Linked DNA regions of Mus musculus: all the other regions are linked to region 2. A link is a loop called in an ENCODE intact Hi-C map of the cell type or tissue named here. Cell type or tissue: heart. All regions are shown on one strand. Links, peaks and the distances in the headings refer to the core of each region. The heading gives the core; the rest is flanking DNA.

Region 1 (10,554 bases), core at 2,868-6,867, 140 kb after region 2:
TTTTCCTCCCACATGATGCAGTTTCTAACTGTGGCCATCCACCTGATTATTAAATCCCTTTTATTAAACCCTTTCTTTTCTCACGCCTAAAAAAAGCAACTTCTTGGAGCTGCGGCTAACTGCCTGATAAATTTCACTGCTGAAACTAAGTGAATTTAGCGTGCAGGTTTAACGCAGTTTCAACTTAGCCCATACCAACCTTCTCCGGTACGAATTTTCTTTAATTATTTTCTTCTTCCATGGAGCTCCAAACCAGCAGTGCTTCTTCCAAATGTCCTATGCTGTTTCCCAGTCCCGCATTGGTTCGCCAATCTGTTGAGGCCAGCCAGCGGCCCACATGTCTGGGTTCTAGCCTGGGAGGCATCTTGGAATCTGGAAGAGAAGAGGGAACTAGGTGGCGCGAGAGAGAATGGAAACAAGACAACAGTCTGATCAAGGTTCAATTTTACTATTCGGAGACACTGGGTTATGAAGAAGGGGAAGGGGCCCATTCCCTCCAAATCATCCTTGGAGTCCAGTTTCAGGTGACCACGTGTTGGCTCCGGAACAGCTAGGCCGCAGGTAGCAGCAGTGGGAGTGACAGGCTCCACCCCTGATGCTCTCTTAGCCCTAACAGTCAAACCTGATCAGCCAGATTTCAGGCTGGGGGGGAGGTTACAATATTTGTTGGTCTTTTTTTCATGCAGCTTTTGGGGGGGGGGTTGTTTTGTTTTGTTTTATTGAGACAGGAATTTGCTGTGTAGCCTTTGTTGTCTTGGAATTTGCTCTGTAAACTAGGCTGTCCATGAACTCACAGAGATCTACCTGCCTTTGCCTCCCTAGTGCTGGGGTTAAAGGTGTTCACCACCACCACCTAGCCCATAATCTCATATTCTATCAAGGGATTTAGGTTCCATAAATGCACTTATCATAAGAGGTTCCAACAGATGGAACACAACTACACAGTATAAGGTGGACTAATACATGTGTGTCCTTGGTGAAGAATCCCTTATCTTATGTCCTTTCATGTGCTTGCTTTATCAAAACATCCTTTCACCTGTGTCTGCTTTAGGATAACACTCCTTCACATGTTTGCCACAGCAAAGCACCATCAGACACGACTGACTTTCCAAAGAACCCTTAAGTTTCCACTTCAGATAGGCATCTTCTTCTTTAGGTTAAGAAAATTTTTTTCCTGTCACTCTGTGGAAAATATTTTCTGTGCATTTGACCTGTGTTTCTTCTCCTTCCTTAATTCTTATTTTAGATTTGGTCACTTCACAGTGTCCCAGATTTCCTGGATGTTTTGAACCAGGAGTTATTTTTAGATTGAACATTTTCTTTGACCTATGTATTCATTTCTTCTACCATGTCTTCAGTGTCTGAGATTCTCTTTTTTAATTCTTGAATTCTGTTGGTGAAGCTTGCCTCTGTGGTTGCTGTTCAAATTCCTATATTTTCATTTCCAGATTTCCCTCAGTTTGGGGTCTCTTTATTAATTCTGTTGGAGGAAGGGGGTCCAGGAGTCACCTCACAAATCACATATTCCCAGGATTGATTGATCAGGACCACCGGCCAGACTCAGGAGCTGAACTGTGATGTAGAGTCAAGATCCTACAGGGCTTTTAAAGCCTGAGAGCTATAATAACCATCTCTGCTAAGTTACTCCACCAATCATAACTTAGGGATAGGGCTTTCTGTAGGAGCATGTCTTTGTTGTGTACTTATTTTGCTCCTATTGGTTAGGGTATTCAACTATGGCAGAGGACTTGCCTCATCTTATATTCATGTCTTAGCTTGCCAACCAGGATATCAGTTTTCCACATACATGTCTCTTTCTGTCAAGTAGGATATCAGTTCCCAGGGAGGTCTTGGAAACCTAAACTTTATTCTGCCCCTACTCAAAATGGAAGTCTTATTCTAAATAGGTACAGGTGTCTCTCTTATGTTGGGATCCATCCCAAGGGCAGCTTAAAAGGCAAATACTATAAAGGCTGATACACAGGTGCAGGAAGTGTTGGTTTCCGAGAACATCCTAGTAACAGAAGTAACAGCATATGAGAAAGTTTCCTTGTGACATTAGGAACAGCTCAAACTGGTAGGTTAGACGGGTAACAGTTACCAAGACCTTAACAATCCCAGTTCCTCTTTCAGGTCTTGAGTGGCTGTATTCCTTTCCTTCCATTGTTTGTGCTTTCATAGACTTCTTTAAGGGATTTAATGTTTTCTTTTTAAGGACCTCTAGCATACACATATAGGCTATGTTAAGGTCTTTATGTGTGCTTCCAGGGTGTAATACTCAGGGCCTGCTGTGATAGGGTTGGTGGGTTCTAGTGGAGACCTATCGTCCTGGCTGTAATTGGTTGTGCAGGGGTAGCCTGTAGGTTCCCAATGAGTGTGTGCCTGAGCTGGATGCTTGGGAAAAACATTGAGTGACGGGAGGAAAGTGGGGGGCCAGGGATCTGTATGCTTCACTGAAGATGGGTGCAGAAGCAGCCTAGGGCTGAGACTGAGGGGTTCCACTCTGAGAAGCAGAGGGAGAGGTGAAGATCTGCAGTTAGCCCACCTGCGTCCCTGCCCAGTGTGGCCTGTGGGTTCCCAGGGAGTGCCGGCTGGAGTTGGGGGTGGAGGGTAGGACAGGGCAATGAGTGGGGGAAGGGAATTTAGGAGGGGAAGATCTGTGGGATCCACCAGCGATGAGGTGGCTGTGGTGGAAGCCGCTGCAGGAGTTAGCGCAGAGCTCAGGATGAAACTAGGGATTGGGCGTGGAGGAATGGAGGGAGCGTGGAGGTCGCCTCTCCCTCTCCCTGGATAGGTAGGTCACCCGTTTGCTTCCCGTCAGAGAGTGCCTAAGAGAGTTGGAGGCTGCTTTCCTGGTTGAAGTTGGATAGAACTTTTCAAACTATATTAATCTGATGTGAAATAAGCACGTGAAAGTGAACCTCCAGCACTGAATGTTGGCTATTTTCTACCAGCCTCAGTTCACCTATGAATGGAGACTCCAGGCTGCATCGTCCCCCACAGGATTGCCAAGAGGCCACGTGAACAAAGCTTTACATTTTGGAGTTTAGAAGGGGGTAACACTCAAACACTATCGATTATTTGAGTCATAGGACTCTTATAGACTGTTATATTCTGGCTCTCTCCATTTAATACCCCAAATGTCACTTTTTTTTTTTTTTTTTTAAATAATGAGCCTTAGTTTTTTAGGAATGAAGGAACACGAAGGTGATTCCTGAGGCCGAGTTAAGACACGTGCCTCTAAGAAACTCAGGAGTTGCGGTCTCCATTCCCCCACCACCACCACCTGTGGTTTCTGACCACTGTCAACCTGCCTGGTCTCTGCATTCCTCTCTGGTTCTGCAGCACCCCGCGGGGGTCTGGGCGGGCGGAGCTGCGGAGGAGGGGCGGGCTAGACCCGGGACCCAGGCCTATAACAGTATGCAAGCTCCGGGCGTCCAGGGGGTGGGAGGGAAGAAGGGAGGGCGGCGCTCAGTGAAAGGCGCATTGATGCGGCAGGCTGCAGGGCTGGGCCAGACGCTGAGCAGGGTCAGGCTCCTGCCGACCCCTTTACCTCCTGCTCCGCGCTTCGCAGCCACCGCACACCATGCACCCCCAAGGCCGCGCGGCCCCCCCGCAGCTGCTGCTCGGTCTCTTCCTTGTGCTGCTGCTGCTGCTACAGTTGTCCGCACCGATCAGCGCCTCTGAGAACCCCAAGGTGAAGCAAAAAGCGCTGATCCGGCAGAGGGAGGTGGTAGACCTGGTAAGTCTGAGAGTCGGTCCTGACCTCAGTGCTGGAGGAGAAGACTCAGCCAGGATCGCACCGGGAGGGCATCAGTATAGATGGTGGTGGTGCTGACCGTAGGGGTGAGTGTAGGGCAGCACGTTAAGAAGCTTGAGTGCCTCAGTGTCCTGCCTGTGTACCTGTGTGGGGACGGATCTGACGCACGCCTGCAGCAGAGTCTTGAACCGCTACGGGAGATCATGAGAGGTCACCACATGCTCCGACGTGGGTCAGGTGGGATGCCCAAATCCGTGTAAGTCGCCCAGTAATTTCTGGCTCCAGGGGAGGCCACCGTTGGGAGAAGTGGGGGGATGCTGTGGCTGCAACTGGAGTAGATTGAGTTAGTCAGTTGATTTCAAAAGAAAGCCCGAGGAAGACCCTAGGCCAGCTGGCCGCTTGGCCCTGGGCCAAGGCTGTGCAACGTGTCCTTTGTGAGGACCAGTGGCCACGGTCTGGCCACGTCTGCCTGGAGGAGAGGCTAACAACCCCCACAAAGCATTTGTTCAGCTAACTTGAAGATTATGAATCACTTTGTGTCATCTCCCTGGGAAATATGAACTGCAGTTTACTCCTTAGAGGACCACAGCTTGAGCCAGGAGTGGTCAGAGGCTTTGAAGCTGAAGGGGAAAAATGAAGGCCCCACTAGGAGCCCTTCCAAGGACCCATTTTGCCTGATCTGTTTAAAACAGATGAGCAGTCAGGTCTTAACCAGTCAGGAACACTGTACTCAAGCTAAGGGGAAGGAAAGCGCTCCCAGGAAAGCAAATATCCCAAGGGCTTTCTGAGAGGCTAATCTGTGGGAAAGTCTGTTTGCTTAAAACCTTTCCCTCTAAAAGTCAATAAACCTAGTGGAGGGCAGAGAGTTTGTCTGTCCCACTCAAAAGCCAGCCATCGATAGATTTGTAGTCTTTGGCACATCATAAACTTCTGTCCTTAAACCAAGCTATATGGTTGTCAGGCACTGCGATACATAAAGGACAGGGGACATTTACTTATTTTATTATTATTATTTTTTTTTTAGATTTGAATTTCTTCCACTGACATTCTAAGTTGAGCTAATAAACCAAGCTCCTTGACAGCTAGTTCTAAACTGATTCAAAAGCACTGGGGGAAAATCCCTGCTGTTTCACGCAGCAGTGGTAGGGTTTTGTTGTTTTATGCTCTGATATATAATTTTCCTCCACAAAAGCATACTGTGTTGGAGCTACAGTTCTATTTTGAGTGCCTAAGTTGTTAAAAAAAAAAAAAGTGCCACATGAATGTGGCTCGTGTGCAGTTTGCGTATTATGAATGTGTAGTTAAGATACATAAAATAGTCATTTCCCCATAAAGCTAGCATTTTCCCCCTCTAAGGATTATACAGTACCACAACTCTACCCCAACTTGGAAAAGCATACTGTGCTGCCAGGCTCAGGTGCATCCTGTAGATTGGATTTGGTTCTGGTGTCAGAAAAAGTCCACACAGTCATTAGGAAGGTTTCCACAGATTCTATAAAGCGACTTTGTATAGGCGCTTTCAAAGCGTGTCTTTCACGCTCCCACTGAATTCTGCCCCCTGGTGGCCAACACAGGAAATGGGGCGTTGGGTGAGGGAATTTGAGCTTCCATTCACATGTTTTCATTTTGTTGACTTTCACTAATGATTCTAAATACCTATTGGAACTAGCATTTTAAGTTAAGAAAAGACAAACATACTCTATGTAGCATCTTTCCTGAGAGGAATTTAGAAATTATCAAATCATACTAGAGGAATTTACAACAATAAATGAAATGTTAAAGTAAAAAATTTAATTGGAATTCATTGTGTTTTGAAAAGTCTAACATCATCCCTGTTTCTATGTGAACTAATACAAGGATAAGTGCAGGAATTGATAAGCAACGCTCAAAATATTTCCACTGTAGCTCAATGGTAGAGTACTTGCCTGATATGTGTAAGGTTCTAAGTTCAAGCCTCATTGATGTAATGTGAACATGCGTGCTCTCTCTCTCTCTCTCTCTCTCTCTCTCTCTCTCTGTGTGTGTGTGTGTGTGTGTGTGTGTGTGTGTGTTTTGAGGTGTGGTCCCATGTATCCCAGACTAGGCACAAATTTGCTGTTTTGACAGGATCCTAAACTCTGGGTCCCTGCCTCTGCTTCCCAGGGGAAAGGGATTACAGGCACACGTGTGCTACCAACTGTTAACTTCATGGCAAGAATGCTTATTATCATCTTCATTTTATTCATAAGGAAATGGGCACTGAAATGCTGAGTAAATGGCCTGGTCTCATACATCTAAGACGGGATGAGTCTAGTATTTAAAAAAAAAAAAAAAAAAAAGGTTCTAGAATCCACGCCTTTAAATTCTACAGCACACAGAAAGAAACAACAGAACAGAGAACACTAGCGCTTACAGATGGTTTGCTAGATTATTACACACCTGCTGAGGACAGGGGATCACGTGAAACTAACTGGGCCACAGACTCCTCTTGAGGAAGACAGAATGGACTGGAGAAGTTCTACCCACTGCACTTTCCTCTGCATAAAAATGGGAAGAGCAGAGGAGGTGCACATACAACTTAGAGATGCTGTGATACAAGACAGCTACTGACTGCTAAAGTTTTATTTCACAATTATTTCCCTAGCAATTAATCTTAGGGAAATCACTCAAAAGGAAAAAAATCTATATGGCCAAGTATTCTCATTATATTAATATTTATAACAAAAAAGAGAAATAACCAAAAACAAGCATTAAAAATCTTGTATAGTAATGTAAAAGTTCCAAGAACCAAGTCCCTTGATAAAATATGGGATTATGGGCCTGGCAGTGGTGGTGCATGCCTTTCTTTAATCCTAGCACTTGAGAAGCAGAGAGAGTTCTGGGACAGCCAGGGGTACAAGGAGAAACCCTGTCTCTTAAAAACAAAACAAAACAAAACAAAACAACAATAACAACAAACCCTAAAACAAACAAATAAAAAGAAAGGGATTGTAAGAAGCTAACATAGAATGTCAGGTTCTGGAGGAGAAATTTTAAACACCCTTAAAATGAGTTCGCCATAATAATCCATTAGAACACGGACGAGGTGGGTTAGAGGGACTCTGCCAGTTTATTAAAAATAAACGCAGCTGTGATCATTTGACTCTCACATACTGTTTATGTATTCATGACTGTATTTCTTTATTTACTTATTTTGTACTGGGGATCAAACCTTGAGCATCCTGCATGCCAGGCAAGAGTTCTACCACTGGACTACCTCCCTATGCCCTACACTGAGTCTGCATGTTAAGTAATGGTACTGTCCCCCTTTCTCCTTTGCACCGAAGTATAATGGAATGTGTCTACAAGGACCAGCAGGAGTTCCCGGTCGTGATGGGAGCCCTGGGGCCAACGGCATTCCTGGCACACCTGGCATCCCAGGTCGGGATGGATTCAAAGGGGAAAAGGGAGAATGCTTAAGGGAAAGCTTTGAGGAGTCCTGGACCCCAAACTATAAGCAGTGTTCGTGGAGTTCGCTGAACTATGGCATAGATCTTGGGAAAATTGCGGTAAGTAAAGCCCAAATTATAATAAAGTTGAAGCAAAATATAAGAGTTTGTATAAGTCATTGCCAAATTTATTTTTTATTTTGTTGTTAAACCAAAGGACCTTAAATTAAAAGATTCAGGATAGGTAATGTGCTGACTTTTTACTTAAAAATTAATTTAAAAAAATGGTAACGTTTCAGCTAATTTTATAAAGGCATTTCTAAGATAGATAATCACTATTTTATAAAGCAAACGCAAAAAGTATAGCTTTTTTTTTTTTTTCAAATTAGACAGGAACCAGTCTTGTAAAGTAACTTTAAATTAATCTAATACATCCTGCTGTAGCTTCAGAGCTAAAAGTGGAAGATGAACCTAAAAATTACCACGTGACTGGGATCCCTGCTTCGGGGAGTCCTTTTGTCCTTGGTCGCCGTGCTCAGCTTAAAACTGCTGAAATTAGGGGAACTGAAGTCAATGCTAGTGATTTAAAATAGTGACGATGGTGATTCTGTAATATTTGTGTAAGGAGAAGCACGCAAAATAGCATGTCAGGGAGGGCATTTTGATGAATGATCCAGGGACTGTTGAGTGGTCCAGTGATTAGTGCTTTGTCTCCAAGAGGCCCCGGGTGTAGCTGAGGGGGAGCATGCGGAGCCTCGTGTGCTTAAGGCCCTCGGCCGGATGAAGTGCCATTGGCGAGTCCGGGGGGGCGGGGGGGGCGGGGGGGGGCGGGGGGGGGGGAGAAGAGACAGAGCTGAGAAAGTCCGTGCTGTTTCCGTATCTTCTTTTGATGACCACCTCTGTTTCTGCCTCCTTAGCTATAATTTGGTGCTTCATGGTTCTGCTTACCACGACCACCCGGAAAACAGAAGTTTATTTTCATAAAACTCTAAGGTTTTAAGTTGTATGGCATCATCCATGTTTTTCATCTCAACCTCTTCTGCTCTATTTTAAAAGTTCAAGAATGCCTTGATTCTGTGTGACAGGTTTTCATCTAGCTACCACATTTTGGTTATATATATGTATATATATTAAAGAAAGTGTGATTTGAATGATGACTGTTATTTCAACATTTGACAATGGTGGACTGCCTTCTTATTCACAGTTATTCAACAGAAGTTGCCATTTCCCCCCCCCCCCCCCCAAAGCTGTCCCTTTATGGTTCCTGCTTTTTTGTTTTGTTTTGTTTTCTTATTTTTTGTTTTTTGTTTTTTTGAGACAGGGTTTCTCTGTGTAGCCCTGGCTGTCCCGGAACTCACTTTGTAGACCAGGCTGGCCTCAAACTCAGAAATCCACCTGCCTCTGCCTCCCAAGTGCTGGGATTAAAGGCTTGCGCCACCACCTCCCAGCGGTTCCTGCATTATTAAAACACCATGATTTTTAGCAGTGGTTACAATGAATACGGAAATGTTCTGCAAGGAAGAGATTGTAGGTCATAAGCCAATGTACAGATTTTTGTGAAGACCAGCTAGAAGGAAGAAAGCAAGGCTAGCTCTTATTACTGTGCTGTTCAGGTCATTTGTCTACTGTGTGCTGTTGCTCAAAAGAAAGGTTGAGCCTGGTGAGGTGACTCATAACTATAATCTCAGTATTCAGGAAGTAGAGACCACTGGAAACCTCTGGAGTTGAAGGCCATCCTTGGCTACATAGCTATTTCAAGGCCATCTTGGGCTACTGGAAACCCTGACTAAAACAAGAACAACCACAACCACCACCCAAAAGGATGGAGAGAGTGAACATAATCCATCCCAACAGATATCCACCAACACTCTAGCATGCCAGCGCCGTGAGGGCGGGGCTTCCTTTGTGTGAACTTTTGTATCCAACCGTCTAACATAGAGTTGATATTCAGTGTTTTTCAGTAGAAAAAAATACATAGGTTTGTTAGCTAAAAGTACTGAAGACTAGCTGTTTTTGAAGATAAATAGGAAGTGAAATAAAACCATCTAAGAAAGCCAGAAGTTGGCTTTTGTATCAATCTGATAAGTAATCTTTATCCCTCTATAAAATTTAAGCATGTTAAAGACATGGGGAGAAGGCAGGTAAAATTCACAGTGTATTTTCAGTCTCTTATTTTACTCTCTCCTATGCCCTCTCCTCCAATTTCTCTTCTATTTCCTCCCCCTCCCCCTCCCACTTCATGTACTTCCTTAAAACTCCACCAAGTCCACTTGGTGCTGTCTATGTGTGTCTCCAGGAACATAGGTAGCCTCTCTGGGTCTCATCTCTGGAGAAAACAGATTTTGTCTCCCTAGCAGCCATCAGTTGCTCACAGCTCCACAGCTAGGGGTGGGGCTCCATGGGCTCTTCCCCATGCATGCTGGGAGTTTGGTTGATTTTGTACAGGCCTTGCACGTGTAACCTATTGTGAGTTCATATGTGCCATGGCCCTATTGTGTCTGGCAAATTCTGTTTCATTGCAGGTGTCTACTACCTCACCATCCCCCCGCCCCACTCCCCTTGTAGTCTCTGAACATTGACCAGATGTCGAGTCTCTGCTTTAATCTCCATCTACTGCAAAAGGAGGGTTCTATGATGAGGGTTGAAGAAATGTGTTAATTTATAGGTATTAAAAAAGAAACCTTAGGGGCCAGTTTATTACTATGTCCTTTTAACAGAATAATAGTATTACTTTCTTCTCTAGGACCTTATGAGCTGGTCGGATATGGATTTTGGGTCCAGTGAACTATAGCAGGCCTGAGTTTCATTTTTTTGGTTGAACTGGCTTTTAACCCAATCACTAAATACAACTATTTAATGAACCCCTAACACTTGAGCCACCACTGCACTAGTGGCACCACCGCTATCACAGTTCACAGGGTGCCCAGCTGGGTAAAACACTTCATTACTTTTTCCTTGGCAGCATGCACTGAGCCTTCCAGCACTATGAAAGTTAACCAGGAAGGGCGAATCTTCTATGTCACTGACAGCTTAATTTTCCACATCCTATGACTTAAGTATGTGGGACCATCAGAAATAGGAGTATTATTCAGCTGTAAAGAAAAAGGAAATTATGAAATTCACACGTAAATGGGTGGAAGCTGAAAATATTCATTTCGAGTGGGATCCCTCCAAACCCAGGAAGACACAGAACGAAGCATGTTCTCTCTCATGCATGGACGCCAGCTTTGAAGCTTTAGATATGCATATTTAAATTAGGCTATAGTCATAGAAGTTATCAAGTTAGTAAGGGGAGGGGGTACAATGCAGGCAGTGTGGAGGAGGAAAGGGAATTACCAGCACAGGTTAGATGGGAGGGCAGGAGAGGGGATAGTGTCTGAGTACGGA
Region 2 (10,554 bases), core at 3,363-7,362:
GGCTGGTGGAGGAAAAGGGATGGCCTCTCTGGCTGTTCCCTCATGCCCGTAACTCCTGTGGCATCTGGCTGGCTTCTCTCCGCTCATTTGGCAGATCCCTTCTTTGATCCCTGGGCCTTTTTCTCCTACAAATCAGGTACTTGTTGTGTGTCCTGAATTCCCATCTTGTCCTCCTTTTGCTTTTTAGTGAGGTCATTTATTTGAAGTTCTGTGTTTCTTGGCATTTGTTGTGGGAGACACACTTGCTCAGTCCAATAGGTGGAGACTAGGAAAAATTATCTTTGTGTAACCGTCAAGAGAGTGACCTTACTTCTAGGAATTTATCCCAGAGAACCACTAGGAATAAAATTATTAATCAAAAGGAATGTTATTCCAGTAACATCTAGCATTAGAACGTGGAAACAAATATCCAGTTAGAGGGCATTGGTTAAATGATTGCTTGTTCGTACGACCAGCAGACGTGTAAAAAATAACATGGCCGAGTGTTTAATAATGTGGAAAAGTTGCCATCAATGTGTTAAGTGAAAACTTCAAGCTACAAAGCTATTTTTAAATCTTATTTTTAACGTAAAAACACACGTATTCTTACAGGAAAAGATAGCTTTACCAGGTGGAACTTGAGGCCACCTTTTGCTATTAGCTGCCCTTTCTTTGCCACCTTGGGATTGCTTGTAACAGCTGCCATTTGCAAGCCTCTGGTGCCATTCTCTCCTTGCCTCCCCAGGTGTGCTGGAAGACGGACTGTCCTCTAACGGGGTGCTCCGACCTGCAGCCCCGGGTGGAATAGCCAACCCAGAGAAGAAGATGAACTGTGGGACCCAATGTCCCAACTCACAGAACCTCAGCTCAGGCCCTCTGACCCAGAAACAGAATGGCCTCTGGGCCACAGAGGTAGGGTCAAAACTACAACATCAACTGGGGATGGAGAACAGGGGTGGAACTTACAAATCGGGACCACCAGCACTGTGTCCAGGGAAGGAAGACCTCGGGACCTCGGGAATCGAGGTTTTCCACCACTCAATGTAAAAACTTACTGCAAATGCCATTTTAATCCTTTCCTTGTGGGCTGTTGAGTTTTATTTAACTTATAGAAACGAGTCCTAGAGAGTTGCCCTCTGGAGGAAATGTGTGTTGGTTCAGGTACACAGCTTTGTCCAAAAGTCTCCTTGTGTTAGGCAGCAAAGCCAGCGGAAGGAAACAAAATTGGCATTGTACCTCATACCCTCTAATCAGCTGGTCAGTGCAAGGGTCTTCAAGGGTGACTCTTGTAAAATATCATACCAGCATCACCAGAAAGCTTGCTGTTTGAAAGAAGGCTGGATGCGGTCCTGGACCAGGCTGGCATCCTTTGATCCCTTACTTCCCAGAGGTTCTCCTGCTGTGCCTGGCTCCTCCATGGGGTAGGGCTGGGGGAGTGAGGGCTGCAGCCCAGAATGAAAGCTCTGAGCAATTGGAGACTCTGCAGTCTCTTCCTCCTCCTCCTCTTCTCCTCCTCTCCTTCTTCTTCCTCTTCCTCTCCTCCTCTCCTTCCTCCTCCAATTTCCTCATCTTCCCTGAAGTCCACCATTTACTTGAAGGTTCAGAACCCACTGATCCCACCTGTCCCAGCTCTGGCCTCCTGCATCCCGAGGGCACAGTTTCCTACCTAGTGATGGTATTCTTTTTGTTTTTTCTTCTGATCAGTCCCTTACATGGTAGTTTATTTCCCAAAGCACTTTCTTTTTCTGAGTTGATAGATCACAAAAGCATTGTTTTGTGTAGATGAAGACAAGGATCAAGTTTTTCCGTTACAGCAAAGACATTGTAAACATGTACATGGACCTTAAATAGCATACAATGCCATGGGGAAGAATGAAAACTAGCTAAACCCCGAGGTGACCAATTTTATTCCATTTCACTGTGTAACAAAGCTTATCGTTTGCAAGAATTTTGCGATGGAATTCCTTTTCACATCATTAAGTTGCTTTCAGTGGCTTTGATCAGCAAACCAGTTTCAAATTTGTCTCCAAAGTTCATTACCCGAGGAGACTTGTAGAGTCAATCTTTCAGAATCTCAGGTTTCTTAAACATATAGTGGAAATAAAATAATATCCAAAGGAACAGACAGATGGGCCTCCTCTTATAGACTGCGATACAAAGAACAATGGGAAGGAGGGACAAACATGATAGCTGGGCCCACAACACAATGACCTCATTAAGTGGAATGCTAATGGAGCCCAAAGGCTAGCTGGGGAAGGGAGATGGAAGGGTCTTGTATTGTCTACTTTGTGCATCAGCTGACTTTCAGGAGACCCAGTCATCATTGACAGAGTGCAAGGCAGTTTGGGGTCCACAGAACCATGTTCACGAGGTTGAGTGTTCTAGAGAAGGTCCAGATGTCTGTCTCCTAATCCTTCTCTCCATATTTGAGACACAGAATGTGTTATAGTGGAGAGATGGCAGTTACCTGGAAACAGCTTGATCTACATGCTTGTTTTCCTTGTGCCACATTCTGCCCTCCTCACCCATCATTTCAAAGTTGTGTTTTGCACTTAAAAGGGTGCTAGCTCTTAGGCCCTCTAGGCTTTGGAATCCTCCCAACAGCATCATGACCATTTTATAGGCAAGGGAAGTAAGGCATGCACTGTATGGCACAGATAGTACCATATACGTGATGGAGATGAACCTGGTGGATCAGAGCATCACAACGCAGGGCATGGGGCCATAGCTCAGTGGGTAAAGTGTTTTCCTAACAGCACAAACCCTTGGAGTTAATCCCCAGTGGGCAATGGGAGTACTGAGAAGATGAAGGTAGTGAAAGACCTCCGTGGGGATACCCCCACCCGAGTCACGAGATAGCGTGAGTGATTTGGGGTGTTGCCTCACCTGAGTCAGAACATGGGGGAGTCCTCACGTGTGGGTCTTTCAGTTGGAGGGTCAAAGTTCAAAGCTGCAATTTTACGATGGTGAGAAAACAACACGTACACTTTGGATATCACAATTCTAATTTCAAGTTGGGACCTCTTCCTCGCACCTGCAGTGCCACCTTCTCTTACATTGACAGTGGACAGAATAATGGCTTTCGGTCATCCTGGAGATCACCAAGGAACCAGCTGATAGCCCACGGTGAACTGTGGCACTGCAACCTACATTTTCAGCGTGCGTTGGGTTTATTAAGCTATGAACCATCTCCCCTGTGCACCAGCTCCTGGATGATGGCTCTTCTCCAGGAGGCACCTTTGGGAAAGCATACAGCCTCAGCCACACACCTCTTGCAGTTTTCCAATTCAGATTTACCAGAAAAAAATTGTGGGTTAAAGGCAATCCTTACTGGGCCTTGAGACTCTCTTCCTTAATTCTTAAGAGCACCCTTAAAATCCTCTGAGTTCCATCTGGCTCAGATGCCAGGGACTGCTGGAGTGCCAAGGACCCGGCCAGTGCCCATCTGGGGTGAGAGTGAGAGTCAGATGATATGATAAATAACATTGTTGCAGACTTGACTGGTGCTCTGAGGAACCTGGGAAGACATTAGTGGGGATAGTAACTGTTAGTACAGAGGCCCCCTCCAAAGCTCACATTCCTTTCTGAAGGGCGATGGGACACAATGAACACACCAGTGATGGTGAACAACAGGATTTTATGTTCTGAGTCCTCTGTGCTTTATAGCCCGTTGTGGATAATTGTATTTGATGTTAATTCCGTTCTGTGAGGGGCTGCAAACAAGGACTGAGTCAGCACTCAGGTGATTTCCTGTAAACCTGCTTCCCACCTTAATTTGTAAAATAAATGAGAGCTGATGGTTGGACAGATAAAAGGGAAGGTGGAGAGGAAGGTAGGGAGAGAGGAGAAGGAGAAAATGGAAGAGGGAGAGGATGCAGAGGAGGAGGAAGACAAAGAAAAGTGGAGCAGAAGCACATGGCCTGGAGAAACCGCAAGTTCTAAGGGGTCTCATAAGCTGTGGAAGATGGTAGTGTAGCGGTAGATCTGCCCAATCTAGGCGCACAGCATGTAATCATATTAATTGAGTTGTGTTTTCATTGCTGGGGCATATTTGGGTTGGAGATTTACCGCAACAACAGCCCATCAAACAAACCGTATCTCTGTTTCTTCAGTTTCTTCTGGTCCTTGCTTTCTGGCTGGCATCAATAGATGCTAATGGACAAAATGATCGCACCAACAACGATCTTGCAGAAACTGGAACTGACTGTCTCAGTAGAGAGAGCTCTTTATGTACCCTGCTTTCCTTGATTGTTTGGGACCAAATTGACCTCACAGCACTTAATAAGGTGTTTCCCTTCACCCGGCTCCCCACCTGTGCCCAGAAAACAATCCAAGAAGAGCCTCTGCTGCTTTCTGTTAACTAAGGCAGTCCAGGAACTCTAACCTGGCTCCAAACACTTTGATATGCTATTTCTTCAGGCTTGGATCTCACCTCCTCCATTAAAAGTCAAAACAGACAGAGCTTCCCCAGGCCAGCTCAGCAGGCAAGGTGCTTACTGCCAAGCTTGTGCTTGAGGTCAGGAGCCTATGTAGTAGAAAGAGAAAGCCAGTTCCTGCAAGCTATCCTCGGATTCACACAGGTATTGGATAGTACACACGCGAAGTAAAGCAAAATTCTCAACTGGGGCTGGAGAGATGGCCCAGCAGCTCAGAGCATTTGCTGAGCTTGAAAAAACCTACGTAAAGTTACCAGCACCCACCAGCTTTACCACTGTGGGAGCCACAGAGGTCCTTGTGTTCACAGATGAACACTAGGGGAACCAGGAACGCTAAATACACAGGGTTGTTTCTCCAAAGGAGAGATGTCTAACCTGTTTTCCTTCTCCACGGTTGGGAGTGGGCGTGGTTAATAGCATGGTGACCTTTGTGCTATTTACGTGGCTGAGACCACGCAGGACCCTCCCCACCCCCCACACCCGGTCGCTTATCTTGAGCTTGCTTTTCTCAGAGAATCTATAGAACCCATCTATAGATGCCACATGTACTTTACAAAGAGTTTCAGTGTTCTAAGGTTTGTTGTGCACACAGGATTGAATTAATTATCACCAGGAAACTTTTTTTGCCAAATTGGGCTGTGCACATTTAATATGCCTACAATAAGCTACTTGGGATCTCAAAGTTTGAACCTACACTGGCTACTGAGTTGTACTGAACTGAACTGTCATCTTGCTTGGCTAGCGTGCTCGCACTCCCCCTCCCCCTCCCCCAAAACATCCATTAACTCCAGTTCCAGGGAATCTAACACTCTTCTTACCTCTGCAAGGGCATGCGCGGAATGCATAGAGGCAAAACTCTCATACCTGTGAGATAAAAATAAACAAATCTAAGCAAAGCAAAACAAAAGCCCCTCAAGTATCAGCGGTAGGCAGAATATCCACGTGAATGCAGCTCTTGGCAGTCAAAGCCCTGAGCCCGTTGCGTGAGCAGCCTGTGCGCAGGGCTTTGTGTCTCCAAAGCTGCACAGTCTCCAGTTGCTTATTGTTCTTGGCAAAGTGACGAGAAGCTAAAGGAATTACCCATTGTCTGGGTTAATTCTCAGCTAAGGGACTGCCTCCAAAAGTCCCAGCCCCACTGTCTAGCCAACAATGGTTGGCAATGTGTGGCCCAGTGTAGGAAGGATGGGTGAAACCCCACGGACTTCAAAGGATAGGGTCGGCGGCAGCGTGGAATGGAATTTCTCTCTGGCAGTGGTAATGTGAGGCACATCAAGGAAGAGCCAGTGAAGCAAAGGAGCCTCTTAGGAAAACAGAAGCAGGATGCTAAATGGAGGGAGGGAACAGATGGAACCACTGGGGGGAACCAGAGGGAAGGCAGTGGTAGGGCCCTTGGGAGCCCTCAGCAGCCCATGCCTGGGAAAAAGGAAGGGATCTATTACAGTGTCAGGACAGATTTCTGTAGAGATTTGGCCTGTAGCAAAACCAGTTCAGTCAAAAGATACTCTGGCCGTAGCCGTCCTTAATCTTCACACTCTTCCCTTGACATCCCAGTCTACGTCAGGTTAAATGCACCTGTACAGGTGTTATTAACTCCTCGTAAGATTAAAAGGGGGCTTCCCCTGTCTTTCCCTGAGGCTTATGGGAAAATGCAACATGTTCTTGTGTCAGCTGATGAAACCCAGTAGCTTAAGTCAAAGCGATTCTTCTTCTTCTTCTTCTTCTTCTTCTTCTTCTTCTTCTTCTTCTTCTTCTTCTTCTTCTTCTTCTTCTTCTTCTTCTTCTCCTTCTCCTTCTCCTTCTCCTTCTCCTTCTCCTTCTCCTTCTCCTTCTCCTTCTCCTTCTCCTTCTCCTTCTCCTTCTCCTTCTCCTTCTCCTTCTCCTTCTCCTTCTCCTTCTCCTTCTCCTTCTCCTTCTCCTTCTCCTTCTCCTTCTCCTCCTCCTCCTCCTCCTCCTCCCCCTCCTCCTCCTCCTCCTCCTCCTCCTCCTCCTTCTTCTTCTTCTTCTTCTTCTTCTTCTTCTTCTTCTTCTTCTTCTTCTTCTTCTTCTTCTTCTAGACAGGGTTTCTGTTTCTCTGTATAGCCCTGGCTGTCCTGGAACTCACTCTGTAGACCAGGCTGGCCTCAAACTCAGAAATCTGTCTGCCTCTGCTTCCTGAGTGCTGGGATTAAAGGCATGGGCCACCATGCCGGGCAAGTCAAAGCGGTTCTGATGCTGCTGTGGAAAGCTAATAGCTGGCCTGTCACCATGGGGTTGCTGAGATGGAATGTTCCCTGGTTAACCCCACTTTAACACTTTAAAGATTATGAAATCTGGGAACTAGAGGTTTCTTAGTGTCTGTCTTCCTTTAATGGAGAAAAAAAAAAAAAAAGAAATCTAAAGCCTTCTTCTGCTGCAGCCTGTAAATCTCTGTGCTTAATCCCTGATAAGGAGAGGCGTGGTAAACAAACATGCCTGGCTTACTATGTGCCAGACACTGCGCATGGCTTTTTAACCCTCACAACTCTGAAAGGTTAAGTCTGCTTCCCCATCTGGGAAAATAGAGGCCCGAGAGCTGAGTGTCGATCCAACGGGACACAGTGAGCTTAGTGAGCTGTGAGGGCTGTGTTGGAATGTAAACTTCTGTCTGTCTGCTGCCCATGCCCATGGTCTCTCCCTTCATCGGCTGAAAAGTAATGATGGGGAAGTTAGTGTGAACTTCATGAGAGTTCATGAGGATGTGGGACCTGGAGCCATTCTCTTTATTTTGGCTGATAACCTACAGGACATTGTCCTTGGCGAAGTGCATCGGCCTGAGTGACTGCAGATGCCCTATTGTGCCAACAAACAAAGTAAGGCCTGGATGCTGCAGTGGTGGTGTGAGGAGCAATCAGTGCTTTGCATAACTGAAAGCCAGTGGGAAAGTTCTAGGGCACTGAGGCAGGGCAAACAGATTCTGTGCGTGGGAGCTCTCTCTGCCTCTTTCTCCCCCTCCCTCCTACCCCCTTCTCTCTCTCTCTCTCTCTCTCTCTCTCTCTCTCTCTCTCTCTTTCTGAGACAGAATCTTATGCAGCCCATAATGTCCCTGAATTCATTATGTAGCTGATAACCTTGAACTCCTGGTCCTCCTGCCTCCACCTCCCAAGTGCTGGCGTTACAGGTATGTGTCACTGTGCCCTGCTTTTCTTTTCTTTCTGAAAGGCTATCTGCACTTGTCCATTTTTCAAATCATTTATTGGACATCTATGATGCGACAGGCATGGAATTAGATTCTATACTGATCAAAAGTCGTCAAGGGCTCTATCTTCTTGAACTTAAAATCTGATTAAAAAGTTGAAAATAGATAAGTGCAAAGTTCAAGCTGTAGTTAAAGGCTACACAGGAAGTAAAAGGGCTGGACAGGAAGTAAAAAGGCTGAACAGGAAACAAAAAGGCTGGACAGGAAGTGGGGGTTACTGAAAGGACGGATAACAGAGCCATGATGGTATATGTTTAGAAGCATCCCATTAACAATTGCTTAGCGTGACTACCTATGGGAAGGCGCGAAGGGTCGGAGCATGTTATCATGATACCCTGATATCCTTCTTTATACTTTCTTTTGAGCCACATTTGAAGCAAGTTTTATTACATTTTGGCCAGGTCAATGGGTACCGGCCGGGTCCATGCCCAGATTCCCAGAGAATGACCCCTCTTCTCGACTCTTTAGTTTTTGTTTTGTCTTTTGAAACATAATCTCACTATGTAGTCCATGATTGCTCTGTAGCCCAGGCTGGATCTGAACTCTCTTCCTCATCCTCCCAGGTGCTGAAATTTGGCTTATCAAAAAATTTACATGTTTATCAATTTATATGTACTATATTATATTAGCTTAGCATATTGATATAATTGTTACATATTTTTAATTACATACACTTATAGAAAATATATTATATATAAATAATATAATATGATGTATTGTTTATTTGTAAATTTATATACATATACACGTACATATACGTATACACATACATATACGATGTTGTTTTTGAGACATGGTCTCACTATGTAAACCAGGCTGACCTCAAACTCGTAACAACCTATCTACCTCTCCTCCCACGTGCTGCAGTTAACAGGAATGTTACATACCACACACATTTAAAAAAAAATACTATAATCATGTATTGCTTTTTCTTCTTTCTTTTCTTTGTAGACATGATCTATTGTAGTCAAATTTGGCTTCAAACTCTCTATGAATTGGGATCTGACCTTGAGTTTCTTGTCCTCCTGCCTTAACCTCCCAGGTGCTGATATCTGTATAGGTGTGAGCTATCACCCCAGCTCATGTATTGATTTTTTATATTTAAAAATACTAATGTGGCAGAAAAACAAGCAGACTGAATCGAACAAACCATGATTTCAGTCAGCTTTCCTGTATCATCCACAAAGGTTTGTACAGTCCTTTGCTAGATACAGATATTTGTTGAGTCCAAGCTAAACCAAGAACGTCTCTATTTCCATTTGGGGTGAAAAGGAGAAAAGAGCTGAGCAGGTTTTTGCTGCAATCTGGAATCCAGGTCGCTGTGAAGCCTCCAATCTGTCCTTACCTCCCCAGGGAGTGAGCTGGATTGTTGACTTCTGAACCCCAGGAGAGACAAGTCCATCTGGGTTGGAGGTTGCCAGGAAGTTATCACAGTCTATCTGGCTACCCTTGAGAATGGCAGCCAGCAAATGACTCTTAATTAAAGAGGCTGTATCAAGGGGACCCAAAGCTATGACTCACAGGGTTCTAGACCTACAGAAATAAAAATGAGACAAAATTAAAAACTGTTGTCAGGCAAGAAACAGGAGGTGGCCCATTAATAAGAGTCAATGGTGACAGAGCTCACAAAGCAAGAACATTAAAAGTGAAGGAAGGATTAAATTAACAGGTGGCTGTGGAAGAAAAAGGTGTCAACTAGGTTTCTCTCATCATCAAACAGAACTGTGAGATTTCTTTTTAAGCCAGTAATTCAGATGCTTGTTTCTCCTTGTCATCAAAAAGGGGTAGGCTATTAAATGCCAATGTTTGGCTAGCTGGAAACCACATTAGACAGGAGTATCTCTATTCCTGCAAAGTAAGAGACAAAGAGGTTTAACTATTCGGCATCTCTCTGTAGCTTTATCAAAAAAGAGAAAGTGACTTAGATCTCTGAATCTCTACAGGAAACATCTGACTTGGTAGCTTCCCCTTTCCCTCTCATTTGGGCTTTGAATTTGTATCAATTACTTTTCTCATTGCTGCTACAAAATATCTGACAAAAGCAACTTTGAGAGGGAGGGCTAATTTGGGCTCAGTGAGAAGGGAGGGTTAATTTGGACTCATAGTTTGAAGGGATTATTTTAATCTTAATGATGCAATGCACAATGGTGATGAAGGCAGAGAGGCAGAAACATCCAAAGGCCGGTCATATTGTGTATGCAGTCTGTAAGTAGGGAGCAGACAGGATGTAGGCCTGAGTTCTAAAATCTTAAGTCCTTTTCCCAGTAACACACCTTTTAAGTTCAAGAACATTCCAGAACAGCACTACCAGCTGGGGACTAAAACTTTAAGCCATGGGAACATTTCACATTCAAGACAAAACAGAATCTAAAGCTTTCAAGTTGTAACTAGATTGCAGTAGTTACCAACCTTTGGGTTGATGTCTCAGATTCCTCCCCCCCCCCACCCCCCCCACCCCCCCTGCAAAAAAAAGTACTTTTGTGGGCTGGTGAGATGGCTTAGTAGGTAAAGGCACTGGCTGTCAAGAACCCATATGGTGGAAGGAGGGAACCGACTTCTATAAGCTGTTTTCTGACCTCTACCGGTGCATGGTATCATGGGTATTCTCCCTCAACCTCCCCACCCCCCGCCCCACAAACAAACACATAAATAAATGTAAGGCAGAGGTGGAGAGAGAGTGGTCAGTTCTGATTGGTTTGCTAAATTTACAGCTGCAATTATTTGAAAATGGATTTGTCTATGGCTGGGAACTCCTGATTGTTATCATTGGAACCAAACCCCAGTGTGTGCATTATTCACAAGCCCATCTCTTTTAGAAATATTTTTGCCACTTAGTAGCTGCCTTGCTAGACATCAGTATCAGTAGAGTACGGTAATAATGGCTGCGTTTAAGGTGATCTTTCAAGTGAAATTAATGGCAACAGC
Region 3 (10,554 bases), core at 4,441-8,440, 68 kb after region 2:
CCTTGAAACACATGACCTTCAAAGGCTCATGTGTTAAAGACTCGGTCCCTACCCTGTAGTGCGACTACTGAGAGACAGTGGTGGCCTCAAGATGGCTTACTAGTGCTTGAGTTCGGTTCCATAGCGCTCACAGTGGAAGGAGGGGGCTAGGTCCTGAAAGTTGTCTTCTGACTTCCTTGTGGTTCTTAGGAATGCATTCTCCACCCCCTCAGAGGCAGAGCCTACAAGGACAGTGGAAAAGTGTATCCCTTTCCTATCTCTGTTTGCTCCCTGGCTTCCATATGAGGAGTGGCTATCTCCAAGACACTTTGCAGCCATGACATGCTGCCTTGCCAACAGCCCAAAAGCAACAGGGCCAAGTGACCATGCACAGGAAGCATGAGCCAAAATAAACATTTCCCCTTATAAAGTGCTTCTCGCAGCTACTGTCACATGACAGAAAGCTGATGGGCACATCATCAAATTTCTGTTTTTAAGAAAACCTGCTCTCAACAGAAACTATTTTACTAGACTCCAAATTACCAGGAACCTAAACCAACTGGAGACAGTAAAAATATTCAGTCCCAGTCCCCTCTAGACACCTTCCCTGTCAAAGGAGACTGAAAAATTAAGACATTCTTGTGGATTCCCAGCCTCTGAATCACTGAGTCTAAGATGGAAGCCTAGGTGTCTGCAACAGCTTCCCCTCCGTTCAGCCATTGACAGCCCCGTGGCAGTAGCTCTGTTCACCTAGCAGATCAGGGTCAGCTTTCAAGCAAAAGCACAAGGCACACTATAAAGCATACCCCACAGCTTGAAGAGGCGGGGAGTCAGAACAAGTCTCAGGGATTGCATTGATATTGGAATTATTAGCTTGGCAACTTAAAATAATTACAGTTAATACCCTAAGGGCTATAAAGAAAACAGTAGGAAATACACAAAACAGGTAAGAGAGTTTAAGAAGCAGAAACGCCAAGGAAAAATGAATTCGAATTTCCTAGATATAGAAAACACTGTAGGAGCTAAAGCTGGCTCAGCAGGGCACTTATTGTTCTTACAGAGGACCTGGGTTCCCAGCATCCATATGGTGACTCATAACTGCCTGTAACTTTGGTTCCAGGGGATCAAATGCCCTCCTCTGGTTCTGTGTGTACTAGGCCTTGCACAAGGTGCATGTACATACATTAGGCAAAACAAATGATAAAAAGAATAATTTTAAAGGAACCACTGTAACAGAAATAAAGAATGCCTTTGATGGGCTTGTTAATATTAATAGACTGGACATGGCTGAGAAGAGAAGCTCTGAGGACAAGATAAATCAATAGAAACTTATAAACCCAAAGCAAAAAACCAATTGTTATAGTTTGAATATGCTTGGCTCAGGGAGTGGCACTATTTAAAGAAGTGGCCTTGTTGGAGTAGGTGTGTCACTGTGGGCATGGGCTTTAAGACCCTCATCCTGGCTGCCTGGAGGTTAGTATTCTGCTAGCAGCCTTCAGATGATGATGTAGAACTCTTAGGCCCTCCTGTACCGTGCCTACCTGAATGTTGCCATGCTCCTGCCTTGATGATAATGGGCTGAACCTCTGAACCTGTAAGCCAGCCCCAGTTAAATGTTGATCTTTATAAGACTTGCATTGGTCATGGTGTCTGTTCACAGCAGTAAAACCTTACCTAAGATAACAATGTAACGTAATATCCAAATTCTGGCTCATTTATGTGATGAGAGTGGCAGAGTGAGAAAAATTTAAAAGCAAACAGAGGAAATATTTAAAGTCACATGATTGAGAATTTCTAAAATTAATACCAGGCATCAACAGTGCCAAGATTAATTCCCTAAAATCTTGTCCAAAAGATAAAGTTGAGGGAATATTTTCTAGCATATTTTATGAAAGCAGCATTGCCCAGGACTGAAATTGGACCAAAACATCATACAGATAAGTATCTCTCAGTGAAGGCATAAAGGTAATTATCAAATATAATACCACAATTGTTGGGCCTTATTCGGCCAGATACTATGAGACCTAGTGAGGAAGTCTGAGCCTTTGCTCAAGTTTAGAGACTCTCGCTCAGTTCTGTACTAGAGTGACTTAGCCAGTCCTGCTTAAGCCTGCCTTTGCCTAGCTACTGCTGATGTAGAATAACATTATTGGCCCTGTCAGTCATTCCATACCCTCTGTCACCCTTCCCTGCCCCCTATGTCATCTCACCTCACCAAAAGTCCCCACCTCCTTCCTCAACCCTGTATAAATAAAAGACTGATACAATAAAATGAGTTCCTGCTTCGACAAGACTCCCCCTTGACACTCACCATCATGCTCAGACCCAGAGAGACTCTGGACCAGGACCTCTCTCCTCTTCCCTGGATCTGCTGGCAGAGAACTGAGCCCAACACACAATGTATAAAAATAACTGTTGAGCTGCAGAGATGGCTTAGTCATTAGGACACATACTGTGCTTGTAGAGGACTTGAACTCAGTTTCCACCACTGTTCAGACAGCTCTAACTTCCAGCTCCAGGGAGATGCAATGCTTCTGGCCTCTGTGTTCACCTACACTCACGTGCATGGACCCACATATACGCTCACACACTGTGGGTGGGGAGAGTCGGAATAGGAAGGGTCCTATAGACTGATGTGTTTGGATGTTTGGTCTAAGGAGTGGCACTCTTAGGAGGTGTGGTCTTATTAGAGTAGGTAGGACCTTGTTGGAGGAAGTGTGCCACTGTCAGGGGCAGGCTTTGAGGTCTCAAGTGCTTAAGGCTGGGCTCAGTGAAATACAGTTTTCTCCTTGCTGCCTGCATATAGAACTCTTAGCTCCTGCTCCAGCACCATCTCTGCTGCGTGCTGGCCTGCGTCCTGCCATGATGAAATGGACTTAAACCTCTGAACTGAAAGCCAGCCCCAATGAAATGCTTTCCTTTATAAGAGTTGCCACATGAGCCGGTGAGATGCCTCAGAGGCTAAGAGCGCTGGCTGCTCTCCCAGTGGAACCAGATTCAATACCCAGCACCCACATGGCAGCTCACACATACATACATGCAGGCAAAACTCCAATGTACATAAAATAAAATAAATAATATTTTTTTTTAAAAAGAGAGTTAACCATGGTCACAGTGTCTCTTCACAGCAATAAAACCCTAACTAAGACACATACATACACATAATTAAAAATAAAATAAGTGCGTAGAGAGGTTGCTCAGAGGTTAAGAGCACTTGCTTCAGAGAACCCACGTTTGGTTCCTACCACTCACACCAAGCAGTTCACAACTGCCTGCAACTCTAGTTCCATGGGATCTCCCACCCTCTTCTGGCCTCTGTGGGTACTACATGCAGTGGTGCACATAAAACAGGCAGCACACACACACATGCACACCTAGACACAACTTTGAATTAAAAAATAAATAGAAGATTAAATTATTTGAAAATTATACATTACAACGATGATTTATCCTTTGGTTCAACATTTTATAATCAATGTATATAGTTTATCACATGAATAGGCTAAAGAAGAAAAGTCACATTATCATGATATAGTAAAAGCATTTGACAAAATCTAACTTTTAGCAAACTAGACCTAGAAGGCAACTTCTTCAAGTTGCTGAAGAGTATCTGTAAAAACAAAACAAAACAAAACAAAACAAAACAAAACAAAACAAAACATACAGCCATGGTGTAAAAAACACACCATACATGGTGATGAGAAAACTCACTATAGAAGAAGAGGTCAGAAGCCGGGCAAAAAGAAGAGCAGAGTGGACTATTTTACATGTTAAGGGAGAAAAACATCTTCCCATCTCAAGTTCTAAACCTTGAAAAATTATGCTTCAATTTAACAGTGAAAGTCGGCCCTAACTTTCAGTGACCACCAGATTAGAGAAATGTGAAGGAACCGAGAAGGAAAATGATGAGCAAAACCCCCACAGTTGGAAAAAAATCTGTATTACAGATGATGAAACTTACACAGACAGGGGCTGAACACTGCCCAGGTTCACTCCAGGTTCTGGAGCTGGGCTTCAAAACCAACAACTCTGACCTCTCAGGGTCACACTTTAATCTCATGCCATTGAAATAAACTTTATATTGAAAGTCAAGGATAATACAGATAATTGCCTGAAAGTTCCACATCCACTCTCTAATGTCCCCAAATCATTTTACTTCATCACTACTCACTATAATTAAAAGCAATTAAGGATAAAAATAGACTGCACTTCTGTAGAAATAAACTTATGGCATTTCCCCTCTAAATCACGTAGTTTGTGTAGGCTTAGATTTTTTTCAAAACCTACTTTTAATGAGGGTTCTTAAACCCTTTAACCTCCCTCCTAGCCCACCACCCACCAGGGGTCGTGGGAAGGAAAGGTTAAGAGGGCATAGGGGGATGTGGACCTGTTTGGAAATAGTTCTTTGGGGCGATTCCAGTCTTTGTAGTCAGGGTCTCAGTAGTTCAGGTCACACAGATCAGCAGAGTAGCTCCATCCACTGGCATCCACCACCCACAAATCAGCAACGGCAGTTCATGCAGAAGAAACCTCCAGCCTTGCCAGCCAGTCCGAGTCAGCAGAAGTGGCAAGAAGCCACCTGAATATCAAGAAAAGTTTTGTGGTGTGTTTGTCTCTACAAAGTCATGACAAACCATGATCAGTGAAGAAGGCAAGGTGAACCAACGCACAACAGTGCCCACTGCCTGTTGGGTTATACTTATCCCCTTCCCTGACATCACATGCCCTCTTAAGCACCTGCCCCAGCAAAACATCACATGTCCCCTTTACGGGCAGCTTTCAGAAAACCACCAAGCGTCTCATCTTAGCAAAACAATCGCTCATGAGATGTTTCCAGAAAAACATCACATGACACAACTGAGTCTCCAAAGAAACTAGAAATTTCCACTTCATTTGTGGATTTCAAATTAAAATGCTGCTACCTGGTTCTGGTATTCTAGCCTAATCAGAGAAATGTTCACAAATACTTTTCTTCTTCTGTATTTCAACCAACAGCTCTCACTTTGTATTCCAGGCTGACATTCAGTTCGCTCTGAAACCTCGGTTGGTCTTGAATTTGAGATCCTTCTGTCTTGGCCTTTCAAGTACTGCAATTCCAGGCCTGTGCCACCACACTCAGCTGAGATATATTCCTTCTATATAGAAACTTAACATTTTTCTGAGAAATATTCTTCCCACGTAGAAGGTTAATTTTCTACATAGAAAACATCTTACATAGAAACCCATTTTTCAATACATAAACTGTCTGACTTTTAATAATATTAAGATTAAGACAATTAGTATTAACATTTCTTTAACATGGTCTCGTCCTTTACAGTTGTCCTAAGCTTTTTTTTGTTTAGTTTTGTTTTCAAGGCAGGGTTTCTCTGTGTAGCCTAGCTGTCTGGGAACTCAAAGGTCTGCCTGCTTCTGCCTCCTGAGTGCTGGGACTGAAGATGTGTGCAACCATGACCGGCTTGTCCTAAGTTTTTTGATAAAGCTGGGAAAGAGTTCTCCAAAATTCATCTCTAGTTGATGTTTCCAGATTTCAAATCTTGTCTGGTTATTCGGTGGTGTCCCAAGTACTGAAATGTGACATTTTTCAGCAGCACAGTGATTCAGCTAACAGCAGTCTCCATTTAAAAGTTATTTTACAGGCTGGGACTGTAGCTTAACATAGTAGGCATGCTAGTACCAGTATGCACAAGACCCTGGGTTCTATCCCCATTAGGAACAAGAAGAAGAAGAAAAGAGGAAGAAGAGGAGGAGGAGGAAAGAAGAAGAAAGAAGAAGAAGAAGAAGAAGAAGAAGAAGAAGAAGAAAAAGAAGAAGAAGAAGAAGAAAGAAAGAAAGAAAGAAAGAAGAGAAGACACTTTGTGTTTGCCAACAAGTTCCTTTGTACCTCATACCAGAGTCCTACATATCAGGCATTATTGAATGTAAAGGACTCAAAAATTAGTAACCATTCTTGTATTCATTTATCATGTCTACATAGAGAGGACTCTACACATCCCCACGCCCCTTTTTGGTAATTTATCTGAAGTGATGGTGGCAGAGCTGGTTCTCAAAACCACGTTGACTAAAGCAGTTAACTTTCTGTGGGGCTTTTGCAGCAGTAAAGCTGTAGAACCGGCCGAAGCTGGCACCTGCCGTTCAAGGTGGTGGCCAGACTCCCCGAGTTAATAGGCTTTTCAGCCAAGAACTCAGGAAGTTCCTCGCTAACTCTGATCTCAGCTACCACTCACTACAGAGCAGATCCCCGCGGCTAAGGCTCCTCGCTTCCAGAACGGAAAGTGTGCTCTGCAGGGCACTTCCCCAACGGCCTGGGTCTCACGCCTGGGTCCGCGGTGCGAGCGGAGGCGACAGCTCGGCGGCCCCCGCACCGCGGCCGGCTGGGCTGGGCGGGGCGCAGGGCCGGTCCCGCCGCCGCGAGCCCCAACCTGCCCGCCCGACCTGGCGGCGCAGTCTCGCGGGATCGCCCAGCTCTCGCTCCCCGTTGCGGCCCCGGAGGCGGTCGAGGCCCGGACGCTGCCCCCCACCGAAAGCTCGCCCCGGCTGTCTGGGGTGGCGGGGCCGCGCGACGCCGAGGGACAGCCACCTTCCTCTGCCGCCCGAGGTGAGGCGTCCCCGGCCCGACGGGGCGGGCGGGCAGCGGCCGGGATCGGAGCCGCAGGTGCGTCGCCTCGGAGTCCCACGCAACTCCTGGAAAGTGACTCTGGGTCCCCGCAGGCCGGGGACGGAGCTGCTCGGCTGCAGGCCGGGAACAGGTGCCCGACGCGGGACCCCGGGGGCTCAGGGGAGCCTCCCGCAGTCCCCATGAGCTGACCGTGGAAGGTTTGCGCTGGGTGGAATTCGGGGTACAGGGGGCACGGGGTGAGCGCGTTGAAGGGGAAAGTGCTGGAGGTGAAGAAGCGCAAAGGAGTCACCACCCAGGCCCACTCTTCCTAGGGGGACCTCGCTCAACCCCAGCAGACTGATTTTCGCCTTTGCGAAAACAGGAAAGGCACATCCGCAGAAGTCTGCGATTGTAGAGAGAGCTAAAGTTGAAGAACTCTGTCTGGGTCACTTGTCCTCATTTTCCCCATATAGTGAGATGGCCAAGGGGCCCCTAGACCCCCTTTCTTCTAACCACCATCACCCCTTTCCTCGCTCCAACTTGCTTATGCCGTGCCTCCTCTTACCCGGTGTTTTAGACAGTATAACCCTTCATCAGCAGTTCCCTAGAATTGAGGCTTCCTTAGCAAAGTGATACATCCGCGCCCGGGCAGGTGGATATGTCTCTTGCTAGGATGGAATTTTCCACATTTTTTTCTTTCTTTGTAGCATTAGTTACCTAGCATGACATTTGACTTGGATTTGACTTTGTGACGAATGTTACTGATAACACACTTTGGGTTTGTTTTTACAGCAGTTGCCCCAGAATTCATTTTCAGGAAACAGCTTCTATCAAAATGGTACAAAGAATGCAATGAGGAATTTGTACATTTTATCTCTGATTTGAGAATCTTTTTGATGCGGAAAGGAGCATAAGAATAATCCAAGCCATGTGGTAAAATCGGAGTCTGGCAAGATGGAAAGGTCCCCGTTTCTGTTGGCGTGCATTCTTCTGCCCCTCGTAAGAGGACACAGCCTTTTCACCTGTGAGCCAATCACCGTTCCCAGATGTATGAAAATGACTTACAACATGACGTTCTTCCCTAACCTGATGGGTCATTATGACCAGGGGATCGCTGCTGTGGAAATGGGGGTGAGTGGATTTTCATGCCTATATTGAAAATTAGTTTATACGTAGTATTTTTCTCTTAACTATTACTTTTTAATCTTTAAACATAGTTTTTTTCCCAATCATATTTTTTAAAGTAGTTTTGAACATTAAGTTCCCCTCCTCCCGCTGTCATATTTTGTCTACAGTTGGACGGTTAGTTAATTTGCTTATAAAAAGGTTGCATTCATAATGAAGGGTGCTTACAGATAATAAAAATATTTTGCTTTTTTGAATTTGTGTCATTGCTTCTCCAAGACTGTGATTTCTGAATTTTTAAATTTTTAATATTTATTTGTTTGTTTGATTTTTCAAGATAAGGGTTCTTCTCTGTGTAGTCCTGGCTGTCCTGGAACTCACTCTCTAGACCAGGCTGGCCTCAAAACTCAGAGATCCACCGGCCTCTGCTGGGATGTGTGCGCTACCACGCTCGGCCCCAAATTCTGAATTTTTTTAATGGTTGACTGAACATATAATCTATATTGCTTGAGCTAAAATGAAACTTAAATGTTTTTTAAAAGTACTTGTCAAATTCATTTGACTTAGTTTTCCCAAAGCTAATAAATTATTGGAATGTTTTGGCGCTAAAGAGAATGTTTTACTAAAAGGTGACTTTCAGGCATAGCATGTAAGTGTTTTCTTTATATAAGATACTTGCTAAAAGAAAGTCCACTTGTAGGGCGAAGGGCAGTGTGACACTAACAATCGCCTCAGGCGCCTCAGTTACCTGACTCTGGTTTAGAGATATGAAAATGTCCCAGGAGGTGTGGGAAGAAAGAGCTGCCTGTAGAGACAGGAACCTGCCACACAGATCTGCTGGGTTGATAAGTTTCATGAAGAAAAAAAAGACAAGGGTATAGGTTTTGTAATCTTTCCCTAAAAAAGCTGAAGCCAGTAAAGGTTTTTTCCTCAGGTTGTCTCTGAGAGACGAAACTCCTAGAAATATAATCTAGAGAGGGGTTTTAAACTTAACTGTATTTGATCTTGCAGCTTTGAAGGTCTTCCTTTGTCTGCTGGAATAGTTAGTTGTCTGACTACCTCTTTGTAGACAGACTCCTGTCTGGGTTGGGTGGTTTTTAAATACTAAGATATAATTTTAAAAGATGTACAAGTTATAGTGTTTTAATCTTTGAGTAGTTTTTCCCAACTAGTGCAAAACCCCCCTCTTTTTTACCAGATGGGTGGGGCACTGAGGACTGAGCACTGAGCCTCTCAAATACTGCAAGGTCTCGCCCACTCAGCTACATCCTCAGCCCTGCAAGGCGTTCTGTTGAACACTCTACAAAGAATACAGGGAGACTTCCATTGATAAATCAGACCCATAAGTGTATAGTGGATATCATCACGCAATAATTACATTGTTCAGTCTGGCCGCCTCTGATGATAATGTTTTTTAATACATGCTTTAGTAAGGGTTCAGAAAGCATTTTATTTTAATCTGGTTTCCTCTCTTTATAGTAGCTACATACATTTTAGGTTTGAATGCTGACAGTGACCTTAGAAATCCCTAACATTTACACTTAGTGTCCTTAACAGCTGTGGAGCAGATGGCACATCAGCTGTTTTAAAGGGCTCTGAAGGAAGTAATAACTAGTTTGTGTTTCATGCATTATTTTTTTTAAGAACGGGTGTTTCTGTTGTACTTTTTAAAAGCTTTTTGCTGTTGTTGTTGTTTGTTTGTTTGTTTTAACTTACCTAGTTAGCTTCCCAGGTAGTTTCATGTCTGACACCATCAGGAAGGTTTTTGGTTCTGAGTGCGGACAGCACCAGTCTCTTCCTGGTATATGGTCTTCACACACCAAGCTTTGGGGCTGTCCAGGTTTTCTGTTACATTTCCAGTAAATTAGTTTGAAGATAGAGGCTGAAGAATCACATGACGGTTTTGGCAGCCACTTGTTCCTTCCTTCTTTTCTTGTCTTTTTTCAAAGAGTTTTGGTTTTGAGACAGGGTCTTCCTTAGTTGCCCAGTCTGGTTTTGAACAGTCTCGTAGCCCAGGTAGGCCGTGAACTTCAAATCCCCCTTTCATTTCCTTCCCAGTGGCAGGGTCTTTGCCACTAGGGCAGGCTTGCTTTTTTTTTTTTTTTTAATTAACAGGGTCTTCTTGTGTTTCCCAGAACTTCTGTGGCCTGGAACTTGCCATATAGCCTGGGCTGGTTTTGATTTCATGATCCCCCTGCCTCTACACTCTGAGATTATAGGCACTCATCACCCTGCCTACCGCAAATGTACTTTTTCAGCTATCAAGAATTCCATGTAAGTCAAGAGATTTATCTTATTTCTCTTCTAATATTTAATTTATCGTTGTATGTGTGCATATGCATGGTTTGTGTGTGTGTGTGCACAGATGTGCTGTGCACAGTGCCAGTGTGGAGGTCAGAAAACCATGTGTGGGCCTTGGCTTTCTCCTCCCACCGTGAGTCCTGAGGATGTAACTCAGGTTGTCAGGCAAATGACTTCACCCTCTGAGCCGTCTCACCCAGTCCTCCTCTCACTCTTTCTGTGCCTAGGCTTTTGTTTTGTGCTAGCTAGCACTTTTATTGCTACGTTGCTAATCTATGATTAGATTAGATAGGACAATGGCTCTCAAAGTTTAGTTCCTGGGCAGCAGCTTCAGAGCCCATTAGAGACTGTGATTCCTGAGAACAATGCACAGCTGCAGTAACAAACTGTCCCCGTAGATGTGATTGTTAAAGTGGAAGACCCACTAAGTGAACCTTTTCTGTGAAGGGCCACTTACTTTCAGTTTTATAGACCATGCAGTCTCTGACACAGCTATTCACCTTTGCAGTTGTGGCAGGAAAGCTGTCATAGACAGTATGAGTGAATTAATATGG

Evidence for each region. Peaks named below come from ENCODE experiments on the same cell type or tissue, not always from the same donor. Only the 100,000 strongest peaks of a DNase experiment are listed, where the experiment ranks them.
Region 1: a loop joins it to region 2, with 7 times the contacts of the local background. A loop is called at or near these places in 8 of 42 quality-filtered maps.
Region 3: a loop joins it to region 2, with 2.9 times the contacts of the local background. A loop is called at or near these places in 4 of 42 quality-filtered maps.

Annotation. Positions count from the first base shown.
Region 1 is chr15:39,073,418-39,083,971 of GRCm38, forward strand. Cthrc1 (collagen triple helix repeat containing 1) reads left to right here and starts at 3,515. Exons shown (of 4, transcript NM_026778.3): 1 at 3,515-3,742; 2 at 7,066-7,287. The coding sequence starts at 3,587. In heart, for the core only: no CTCF peak of the experiment used is centred there; a DNase peak (open chromatin) is centred at 5,314; H3K4me3 peaks cover 1,170 bases; H3K27ac peaks cover 1,098 bases; H3K27me3 peaks cover 359 bases.
Region 2 is chr15:38,933,186-38,943,739 of GRCm38, forward strand. It overlaps Baalc (brain and acute leukemia, cytoplasmic), which reads left to right and starts at 724. Exons shown (of 2, transcript NM_080640.6): 1 at 724-891. The coding sequence starts at 724. In heart, for the core only: a CTCF peak has its summit at 5,775 (motif pointing right); a DNase peak (open chromatin) is centred at 5,606; H3K4me3 peaks cover 1,098 bases; H3K27ac peaks cover 1,542 bases.
Region 3 is chr15:38,999,859-39,010,412 of GRCm38, forward strand. Fzd6 (frizzled class receptor 6) reads left to right here and starts at 6,422. Exons shown (of 7, transcript NM_001162494.1): 1 at 6,422-6,574; 2 at 7,367-7,705. The coding sequence starts at 7,529. It overlaps Gm26704 (a long non-coding RNA gene), which reads right to left and starts at 7,211. Exons shown (of 2, transcript XR_875317.3): 1 at 6,204-7,211; 2 at 3,899-4,558. In heart, for the core only: no CTCF peak of the experiment used is centred there; DNase peaks (open chromatin) are centred at 6,453 and 6,903; H3K4me3 peaks cover 1,446 bases; H3K27ac peaks cover 978 bases; H3K27me3 peaks cover 113 bases.